Linked DNA regions of Homo sapiens: region 1 is linked to region 2. Evidence: read pairs that join two places in POLR2A ChIA-PET (ENCODE). Cell type or tissue: OCI-LY7. All regions are shown on one strand. Links, peaks and the distances in the headings refer to the core of each region. The heading gives the core; the rest is flanking DNA.

What was found. Peaks named below come from ENCODE experiments on the same cell type or tissue, not always from the same donor. Only the 100,000 strongest peaks of a DNase experiment are listed, where the experiment ranks them.
Region 1: POLR2A ChIA-PET joins it to region 2 with 6 read pairs; 12 of 35 experiments call an interaction of 5 or more read pairs at or near these places.

What each region holds. Positions count from the first base shown.
Region 1 is chr10:88,886,137-88,893,064 of GRCh38, reverse strand. All of the region lies in intron 1 of STAMBPL1 (STAM binding protein like 1), which reads right to left. Among named protein-coding and RNA genes, the nearest start is that of STAMBPL1, 9.4 kb to the right of the region's middle. In OCI-LY7, for the core only: no CTCF peak of the experiment used is centred there; DNase peaks (open chromatin) are centred at 2,934 and 4,774; H3K4me3 peaks cover 2,400 bases; H3K27ac peaks cover 920 bases.
Region 2 is chr10:88,980,926-88,984,925 of GRCh38, reverse strand. It overlaps a transcript of ACTA2 not described here and a transcript of FAS not described here. Among named protein-coding and RNA genes, the nearest start is that of FAS, 7.9 kb to the left of the region's middle. In OCI-LY7, for the core only: no CTCF peak of the experiment used is centred there; no DNase peak of the experiment used is centred there.

The DNA.
Region 1 (6,928 bases), core at 1,119-5,118, 93 kb after region 2:
CCCATAAGGCACTAAACTTTAATGTACCTTTTAATATACTTCCTTTTTTATTGGAATTTTGCTTTTAAGAAAATACTATCCAAAAGATACTTAGTTCAATGAAGTATAATGAGTCACAAATAAATGTTTGAAATAGCATCATTTTCCTGCCTGCCAGTTGCCTGAAAGCTCAGAAATGTAGTTAGTCCTTGGGCATTATTAATCAATTTTATTTAATTTTCATAACTTTCTTAAGGACAGTAGTTCTACAAAATGGACTGAGTCCAGCACTATTATTCAAAAGCAAAAGAGGGCCATCCTGAAGTACTTGTCATCCACTGCTTCTCCAGTGTTCTCCAACCACAAGAATCTTAACTGTTTAACATGTCACAGCAGAGGCTGTATTCATACATTTGGTTTTGCACTGGACAATCTCTTCAATGCAGTAGGCAGAAACAGAAAAAAGTTTCCTTCTTAACTTTCCCTGGCAATCCATTTTAAAGAGTTTTCTTGAAGAGCTCCTTATTCTGGCAAAGTTGTTAGCAAGTGGTCATCTGCTGTCCAAATTTGCTCACCATTCATCCCCTTCCTACCTTCCTACCCTAGAGCTGACATCCCCCTGATTTGGATGCCATGTTCCCTCTGGGAGTGGTTCCTGGATAACTTGCCTGCATTACAATGACTTGGTGGAGGAGGGGTGTGCTGGCCACACACACACACACACACACACACGCACACGCACACACACAGACACATACACAAACCCCACAGATTTCTAGGCCCCACTGAGTCAAAATTTCTGGGAAGGGTGCCCCAGGGATCTCCAGCCCAGGATGTTTTTATGCACATTAAAACTTGAGACTCACTGCATTAAACAGTTACAAACCCCCACTAAGCACCTGGCCCTGATCAGCTGAACTTTCCCTATTTAAAATCAACTCCTGCCTTGGCCTCTCTGAAGTGGAGGTGTTTCCTTTCTCCTCCCTCACCCTGCATCTCAAATATTAATATTTCATCTTTTTTTCTTGATATATCTTTATTCTATAAGACACCTTTTTTTTTCATGGCTTCAGCTTAATTTGAGCTTTAGCATTGTACCTTCAAATGTCCTCCATCCATTTCCACCAGGATACCCAACTGTTATTTTTCATTCAATACAATCCAAGGCTAAATGGATCTTTCCTGTAAAAACTGATAGCTCCAAATAAATTTATTTATTCATTCATTTATTCAATGTTACTTATAAAGCCCCTACTTTGTGCTTTTATGGACCTTACATTCTGCTAAGGACCAGGAATGGGGCAGAGAGGTGTAAAAATAATAAACAATTATCTACACAATTATCTAATAAAGATTGTGGTGACTGTGAGAAAGATGAAATACAGAAAACAATGAGAGTTATGCATTTTTTTGGCAAAAAAATACCTTATAAGTGATGGTGTATCCTCCATGATGTATCAGGAGACATATGTTATTGATTTGTTCAATTATTAATGATGTTAATCGTGATATTTGTTTAAGTTATATCGGTCAGGTTTCTCCACGATACTATTTTTCTCTTTATAATTGAAAAGTATCTTGTAGGGAAACTATGCAAATATACCATTGCCCACTAATTTTAGCATTTGAAGATTTTTTTCCCTGAGACAATTATTGTGGTGTTTGAAAGTGGCCATTTTTCTATTTCTATTTTTCCTTCTATAATTATTAGTTCAGCTGACATTCTTGCTTGAAAGCTGTTTAATTTTTACATGGAATTTTTAAAATTTAAGCTTTCAAGTGGACCTATTTTCTTTATGGTATCTAGGTTTCTCAACATTCTTTAAAAGGTCTTCAAACTTACTCATCATAAACAATTTTAAAATATGTCTACTGATCTTTTCTTCTGGTACTTCTGTGGTTAGTCATTTTTGGATAAATACATTTGACCTGTGTGGAATTTATTTTTTGTAAGGAGTGAAAGAAGAATATGGTCCTTTCTTGACCGCTAGGCAGAATGGCCTTTTTCCTTCTGCCTCAATTATAACTCGGAATTGACTCCAGTTCCATGAAATATACTTAACTTACTTAATTCCCAACTCTTCCCAACAAAGTGATCTGCCCAAACGAGGCACTTAGTACATATTTATTAAACACACATACTCTGGAAGCGATGGATAAAGTTACAGAGAATAGAGGAATTGGTAGCCCAGAGAGGAAGCAAGTATGCAACACTGGAATGAGGAAACCCTTGTCCAAACTGAAGAGCAGTGAAAGAAATGGAGAAGGACAAACAGTTATTGGGAAAGATTCTGAGGAAAAACCATAGAACTTGGAAGCTAAGTGGCTATAATGAGATACAGAAGCATAAATAAGCAAATATATTGTAAATGTTGGCATCTAAAAGAATTGGAGATGGTGATGCTTCTGACTTCACTATCAGAGGTGAAGAATTGTCTCTTTCATCTCCATGGATGGTACCAACATCCAATCACTTACACAAATATCTGGCAAACGCTGATATTAGCAATCCTGCACCTACCCCTTCCCTTAACCCCACATCCAATCTATCACCTGCATGTGCAGATTCAGATTCACCCTCCAAAACATCTCTCAAAACTGCAGGTTTTCACCGTCTTTGCGGGGAGGCTCCTTAATGTACACCCCACCCTTTTCTCTGCCTGCATTGCTAGAACTGCCTCCTAGTTGTTGTATTTGTTTCTATCTTGCTCCCCTTTGATTAATTCTACCTGGTGAAGAATCTACCTGTAGTGATCTTTTAAAAACCTGATTCAGATATTGCCATTCCTTTGCTTAAAGCCCTTGAATGATGTTCTATTGCTGTTAATATCCTATAACCTTAATAAGTCCCACAAAGCTGGGTCTGACCAGACTGCCTCCTTAGAGCCTTCTTTCACACCACCTCCTCCACTGGCTTCTTTCAGTTGCTTAGATGCACTATGCAAAGTCAATGCAAAGGCACCCCATCCTCAGTTCATACTTCCACTTTCTACCCATCTTTCTGGTGTTAGCTTAAGCATCTCTTTTTCAGGCAAGTTATTTTTGACCATCATCAGACTAGGTCACTCTCTTGATTACATACTCATGAAGAAACATCAAATAAACCCAAATCAAGGGATTTTCTAGGAAACAATCAGCCAATGCTCTTAAAAAGTGTCAAGATCATGAAAGACAGAAAGACTTAGGAACTATTGCAGATTAAAAGAGACTAAGGAGGCATAACAAATGAATTCAATGTATGATCCCAGAAAGGATCCTTGCCCAGAAGGACTTCGGTGAAATTTGAATAAGATCTGTAGATTAGACAATAGTATTGTGTCAGTGTTAATTTACTGATTTTGATGACTACTGTGGTTTTGCAAGGTGTTAATATTTGAGGAATCAGGGTAAAGGTTGTATAAAAACTTTGTGTACTGTTTCCACAATCTTTTGAAAGTCTAAAATTATTTTAAAATAAAATATTCTGTAAATGCTTGAATAGTACTTTTAAAAATCTTTTCAACAAGTAAAAGAATAAAAAAGTTTGCACCACTGACAGCTATAATATTTATTATCTGTAAACTATAGGAAACATTTGCATAACAGTAAGAAAAAGAGTAAAAATGGGCAAGTGACATGAGCAAGTAATTAAGAGAAATATAAACAGTTAAGTCACAAGAAATAAACATCTAAATTCACTAGTAATTAAGAAACTGAATTTAAGCCAGGTATTTAATGTATTTGATTGGTAAAATGTATATGATTGGTCCAACTCAATATGGATGAGGATTGAAAAAAATGTCAGTTTTTAAAATAATATGCATTCCTGTTGACTAAGCAATTCCAATTTTAAGATCTCCCCATAGATTTCCTTGACCATTTAATATATACACACACACTGCAGCATGGTTTTAAAATAAATAGCCATCAAAAGAGGAATACTTAAAATAAAGAATCTCTATAGCATATGAAACTGTTAGAAAGGACTTACATCTATTTGTACTGAACCAGGATGTCATCCAAGTTAGAGCATTAAGTGAAAACAGCTAGCTGTGGAATAACATATAAAATATAGCTCCATCCTTGTAATATGAATACAAATGTATTCATTAAGTATACTGGAATTTTTTAAGAAACAAGTCTGGAACAACATTTACTGAATTTTTCTCAGCTGTTCTCTCAAGGGTGGGATCATGAGGGACTTTCACTTTTTATTTATTCATTGCTGTACAATTTGTTATAAGTATGTATCACTTTATGTAATCAGACAAATTATACTTTTTTATAAAACCTACAAGTTTTGAATAGGTTGCCCTGAACTTGAATCCTAGCCCTGCCAATTTCTACATGTGTAAATTCTGGTAAATTACTTAACTCTCTGAGTCTATTTCTCTTGTCCAAAGTTAAGAATAATTGTGCCTTCCTTGCCTCACAATATTAAGGTACTGGTAGTTGTAGCAATTATTCAAGGACTTCCTAAATCCTGGCCTGAAGCTGAGCTAGGTGGCCTTCATGTATACACCATAACATCAATAGTAGGAAAAAGCAATTTACCAAAAAGCTATAGACCTTTAGGAACACAGAGTTGGAGAACCCTACTGCATAAACCCTTGAAAGTCAGTCCAGCCAAATTCTGGGCCCCAAGTCCTCACCCTTGTTTCTTTCTGCCTTTATGGTGACAAACCAGCCTGCTTCACCCACCTGTTCCTTGATCCTCTGTTTCTGGACAAGGTACTGTGTGTCTCTAGCTCAGGTGTACACTTGTTTGCATCCAGTTAGTCCCCGGCTCAAAAACTGCACCATAGTAACTCAGCGCCTGCCAGAAGAGGTCTAAACCCTCGCCAGCCCTTCAGTGCCCTCTGTTATCTGAGCCTTTCCCCTTCTCTGTGTCTTCCACTACTCACTAATGTCTTCTCTTACTTTCCTTTGATCAAATCCATCTCTGCCCTATCCAAATATCTGTCACTCAGAAGAATGTACATTATCTCTAAAAATTCCCACCAACCCTGTGGTTTCCTGATTCCACCCATCAAAAGATAGATCATATTAAGACTAGGAAAGGCAATATATCGTACCTTTATGAGAACTCCAAGGCAGCACTGACATATATATTATTACATGAAACTGTCTATCGAAATCAGGAGAAATAAATGTTCAAAACATAAAAGTAGAAGAAAGAATTTGAATATAAGATTAGATTTAGCTCTTAAGCGGATTCTTCTCAAAAGGGTGGTTTACTGAGCACCTGCATCAGAATCTCCTGAGAAGATTGTTAAAAGGAAGGCTGTTGGGTGCAGTGGCTCATGCCTGTGATCCCAGTACTCTGAGTGGCTGAGGTGGAAAGATCACTTGAGCCCAGAAATTCAAGATCAGCCTGGGCAACATGGTGAAACCTCGTCTCTACCAAAAAAAAAATTAAAAATAGCTAGGTGTGGCAGCACGCACCTGTAGTCCCAGCTACTTAGAAGGCTAATCGCTTGAACCCACGAGGTCAAGGCTGCAGTGAGCTATGATCACGCCATTGCATTCCAGCCTGGGTGACAGACCACGACCCTTGTTTTAAAAAGATATAAAGGAAGGCTGCCAGGCTCCACCCAAACCTTTTGAATAATCATCTCTAGGGGTGGGATGGAGGACATTTTCTTACTTTGAGCCTAGTTTGAGAATCACTGCCCTAGTTACCTAAGTTATTCAGTAATATTATACTTGACGAAAGAAAAATAACTACGTGTGCCATAAGAATATGATAGTTATATTTCTTTCAAGATCCACATTTTAATTTATTAAATTTTTCATGAATTGAAAAAAAACAAAGTTCTACACCCACCAATGATTTTGAGTGATTTTCATCTTATTTATCAATTTATTTATTTAGCTTAAGTACTTTATAGATTAAGTAAGCAGTTTCTTTGCCCAGGTTAACAGGAACATTAGCATAGGAAGGGCATATTTCAGGCCTCTCTTTCCCAATCTCATTCCATCCACCATGTCCATTTGTTCCTATAGTTAAAGAAAACTTATCTTGTGGAACAATTTATAAACCAACCTTTCAAGGACAAAACAGATTGGGGAAAAAAAGCCAGAGTCAACCCACCAGAAGACCGAAGCATGAGCCCAAAGGCAGAACAGCCTCTCTGTATTTCTAGTGTTAAATGATACAGTTGTAGTGACAGGATAAATAGAATCACAGGGTCCTCAGATGAGCCAAATTTAGCCATAATCATCATTCCTGGCTATAGTTTTCCCTACACTTTTAATTAAAGGTGCATAGCTGATTAGTGCACTAGCAGGCAAGTTTGAAATGTAACACTCTAAAGGGGAACCTGCACCTGAGCCTGTCTCTGAACACAGCCAAATGCAAAACAGGCAGGCAGTGTTCACAGGGAGCTAAAAAGGGTTAAAAATGAGTCACCACTGGCCTCCTGTTTCTAAATTAACCCAGAGAAGCATCAAATCACACAATTAAAATGAATAATTCCTGATGGGCCTCTTAACAGTTATCTCTTGCTTGAGCTTTTGCTGAATCTGGTTTAGTTACTGTGATGCCACTATACCTAAGCATTGCAGCCGTTTAAAAAAAAAAGCCAAATTCACTAAATCTCAAATTCTTTCATCTTTAATCAAATTTAAACTCATGAAATTTAAAATGTTTCTTTAAAAAGAATTGAACTTTTGCCAAATAATATAATATGTAACTTCCAAAAAAAGTAAATCAAAGGATGCAGAGTATATTTTTAAGGGTGAGATTTCAAAATTTCCCACAACAAAATTATTAGTGTTTTATACTTGCATGCTGGGTACCAAGGATACTGACTAGGGCAAGAAAAGTGGGGGCTTGCCCTCACAGCACTTCAGGGTTCCAACCATCTCCAAAGTAAATCTATCATCTTCAATGTAAAATTAGTACCCAGATGATTGCTAGTTTTCCTTGACGTTTTGGTATTTTGTAAGTAATGCTTTTTATTAAGTT
Region 2 (4,000 bases), core at 1-4,000:
TAACATCTTGGCTTCTCCATGAAGAATACCATATTTTTTAAACTTTCCAGAAAATAACTGAAAAGGAATCATCAGATCAGGCTCTCCCCTCCCATGGTCTCCCATTATTGCCTCTGATCAGGTCTGAAGGTGAGAAGATGTCTCTCTCTCTTTCTCTCACTCTAGCTCTTGCTCTCCCTTTCACTCTGTCTCTTCCTATATGACTTGGCCATTTAGACAGGCCCAGTGGTTTCATGAATAACTAAACATAAGAAGTCAAGAGAGGCCTGGCTCAGAGAGCATGGACCACATCAGCCTTTTGAAGTTCCCTTAGTGTATTAAAGCAAAACAAAAATCAACACAATATTGAACCAGTTTGCAAACACTGGGATATCTTATGTTTTCATATAGCAAATAGATGCATTTAATACTTAGAACTTAAATGCAGAATCACATTTGGTGCTAGTGTCATTTGCCACTTGACATATGACACTAGTGTGCTACTATCATTTAAGGCCCTTCATGACTGTGGGGTGTAATCCATTCCTACTCACTCTTAATAGATTCTGACCTATACAGGCAGAAAGGTAGTATGGGAGAGACCTCTGGGACCATAAGATCAACACCTCCCACTTTAGACTCTTCTCTACAACAGCCCTAGGAGACTACACCAGCCTTAGCTTGACTCCTTCCAGCACTGGCTCCTACTATTTCTCAAGGCAATTTATTACATATCAGAACACTTTGCAGTTGTTAGAAATTCTCCCGATGTTATAACTTCCTATAGTTTAACAAGTGTTTGCTCAACATCCACTATACAAAGAACACTACTTATAAACAGAACTAGAATAGCTCTGTGAAAAAGGAATGATAGTAACCCTCCCCTCACCTGAGGTAGGAAGAGGCATTTTACCATCTGAAACCTCCCCACAAACTCTACACAAACCTGCATGCATCTAAAGAGTTTTTTGTCCAGGCAACAAGGATAACTAGGCAGCCTAAGTCTCTGATCACAGTAAACTGAGGGAGAAATTGAGGCCTTTATCAGCCTTTGCACTGAGGAAAGACACTAAGCAGGCATTCCTCCACCTGGCTTTGAAATCCCCTTGGAATTTCCAAGTCATTCAATGGGTTTATCAAAGTTCTTTCTGAAATTTCTTCAAACTTATTTTTATTTAAACCACACAAATATGTTGAAAGGAATGGTTTAAAGGGACAGACATTTAAAAATAAACAAAAATAAGATATCAGTAATATCTAATGCTTATATAATGTCCAGAACATTTGTGTGTGTGTGTGTGTGTGTGTTTTTTTTTTTTTTTTTTTTTTTTTTTTTTGCATAACCTGTTAACTTATCTAAACCTTACAACTCCCTGTAAAGTAGGTCCTGTTACCATCCTATTTTATAGAAAAGAAACTTGGAAAGACTTGCCCAAAGTCACACAGTTACTAGGTAACAGAAGTGAACTTCCAAAGCCTATGCTGAATCCATTTCCTCTTTAGTTACCTCAGTGGCCTTATCATCAAGATGTAAACTCCCTAAGTAAGTACAAAGCCTTCTTGTTTTGTTGTTCTGTTGAACACATGGTTTCCGGTTGATTAAAACCATACTCTTGTCATATTATTTTCTTAAATTCCGGGTCATATTGACTAAGATCATAATACAGTGAGATAAGGGAACTCTTTCTTGCACTGGGTAAGTCTGCTAAGTAAGAATTTTTGCTGTTTATGTTCACTCCTCTAAGAATCATAGCTCACATAGCCATGCAAATTGGATTGAAATAAAGATAATCTAATTAAGACAGTGTGGCCATAACTCCACACTCTAACTCAGTGCATTTCAAACCTCAATATGGATATAAACTACCTGTCAATATTATTAAGATTAAGATTCTGATTCGGTAGGTCTAAGTATGAGGTTATGAATTTCTCACCAGCTCCCATGTGATGTTGATGCCACGTTCTGGAAAGGACACATGAAGTAGCAAGAGTCTTTGCTCAGGGAAACCACTCATCAGTTCGGTTGTTTACCTCAAACAGATAAGGACCAATTAACCCCACTTTTACCACTTTGGCCAGTTATATTATTATTACAGCATTTCTTTAGTGGTAGTAGATGGGAAATGTAGGGAAATCAACAAATTCAGTAATCTCATTATAAACATATTTGTATCCAGTCTCCATTTAGCTTCATATTACACTGCTTAGGCTGAATTTTTACTTAGCAGAAACAAGTCTTACTTGACTACATAAATACATTTTCCTATCAAGAAAAAGAAAAAAAAACTTAGTTCATTTTCAAAGACACTGAGCTTTTATTTCTGTGAACAGCAAGAAAACTGGCTAGAAGCCTGCTGACTCCCTCAGCCAATCAGGATAATGTGACCATAAATGTCCATGAATTCCCCCCTCAGTGAATCTCTGCCTTTTTTATTTCTGTCGTGGGACATGTATCTTACAGTTCTGTACCACATATTCTGCCATTTATGTCTTCCTTTCCTCATTTCAAAAAAAAAAAGAAAAAAACACATTTAAGCTCGGTGAGATCTCTTACCAAATAATCCATTGTCTTTTATGTTAAAAGCTGTTAACTTCATACACATGCAACTTTTAATTGCTTCTTAATGATAATACCTCTTCATTTAGATCACTTAGTATGAGCCAGGTACCATTTAGTGGGTTTTATAAATATGATTTCATTCAATGCTCATAAAAATCTTGGGAGGTAGGTCTTCTTATTGTGTGCACAATATAGGTGAAACAAACATGGGCCCAAGCACTTGAGGATCTTGCAGTAGTCACCCAACCAGTAAGCTGTAGAGCTGGGGTTTGAACCAAAGCAATTGCTTCTCGCATATAACAACATACTGCCTTCTTGAACTAACACATACCAGTTAATCAAGCACTCACTATGTGTTAGACCCTTTTATATATACTAACTTATTTAATTCTCATACCCACACCTACAGGGAAAGAATAACTTTCCTGATTCACATAGAGGTAACTCGATCAAGTTCATGTGTCAAGTAAAGGTATCAAGATTTGCTTGACTCTAAAGCCTGGGCTCTTTGCACAGTATCATGATAATGCCTGTCTTTTTAGTGAATGGGACGGTTTGCCTCATTGCTGTTTTTCATGGAAAGCCCATCTGAAACCTTTACATACCCACGAGCACAGACTGAAACACGTAGTATCTGGGACTGGGACTAAATTACTTTGCCCAATCTTTTATCTACCGTTTCCCCCATCCAGCCTCTCTCTCCCTCCCTACAGTGTTCCCTTCCCAGGATATGATGCGTCTCCCACTCTGCCCACCCCACTGCTTGTGGTACTGTTAACAAAGCAGCTGTTGGATTGAATTGGGAAATGTCCCTGTTTTGACCTTGGTTCTTCCTCTGTCCTAGGATCATACCTCTTCAATTTGCCTTCCTTTCCACGGATACTAGTCTAGACCTCACCCAAAATGAAATTTACTATCAACTTTTCCTGGTGTGAATATAGTTAAAAAGTATAAATCACGACGATGGAAGATAAAGCAATGGCCAGTTCTTTAAAAAAAAAAAGTCATTTCTCTCTTAACCCGATGGTTAATAAGTGGCTAATATTTATCAAGGGTTTAACTGCACAGGAAAAGTGCTTTATGCACACAATGTCTCATTTGATCCTCACCTAATCTTAACATCTAATATTATCCTCATTTTACAGATTAAGAAACATAGGTTAGGTGAGTTTAACTAATTTGCACACAGCGAGTATGTGGCAGAGCTCGAGTTAGGACACAGGTCTGGAGGCTCCACACTGAACACCCTGTGGACTGGCCCCGCTCTCTCTTGGATATTGCTGGGCCTGCCCTTTGCTTGTGCTGACTTCCTCGCAGTTGGCCTCCCCATGCCCTGTTCCTACTCTGTCATTCAAACATCCCCTCTGGAAGGACCCTATTCCTCCATAGTCCAAATCCCACTTTTCATATAAGGCAAACCAAAGCCTCCTCTGACTCACTTTATCCCTTTGTGACCTTTCC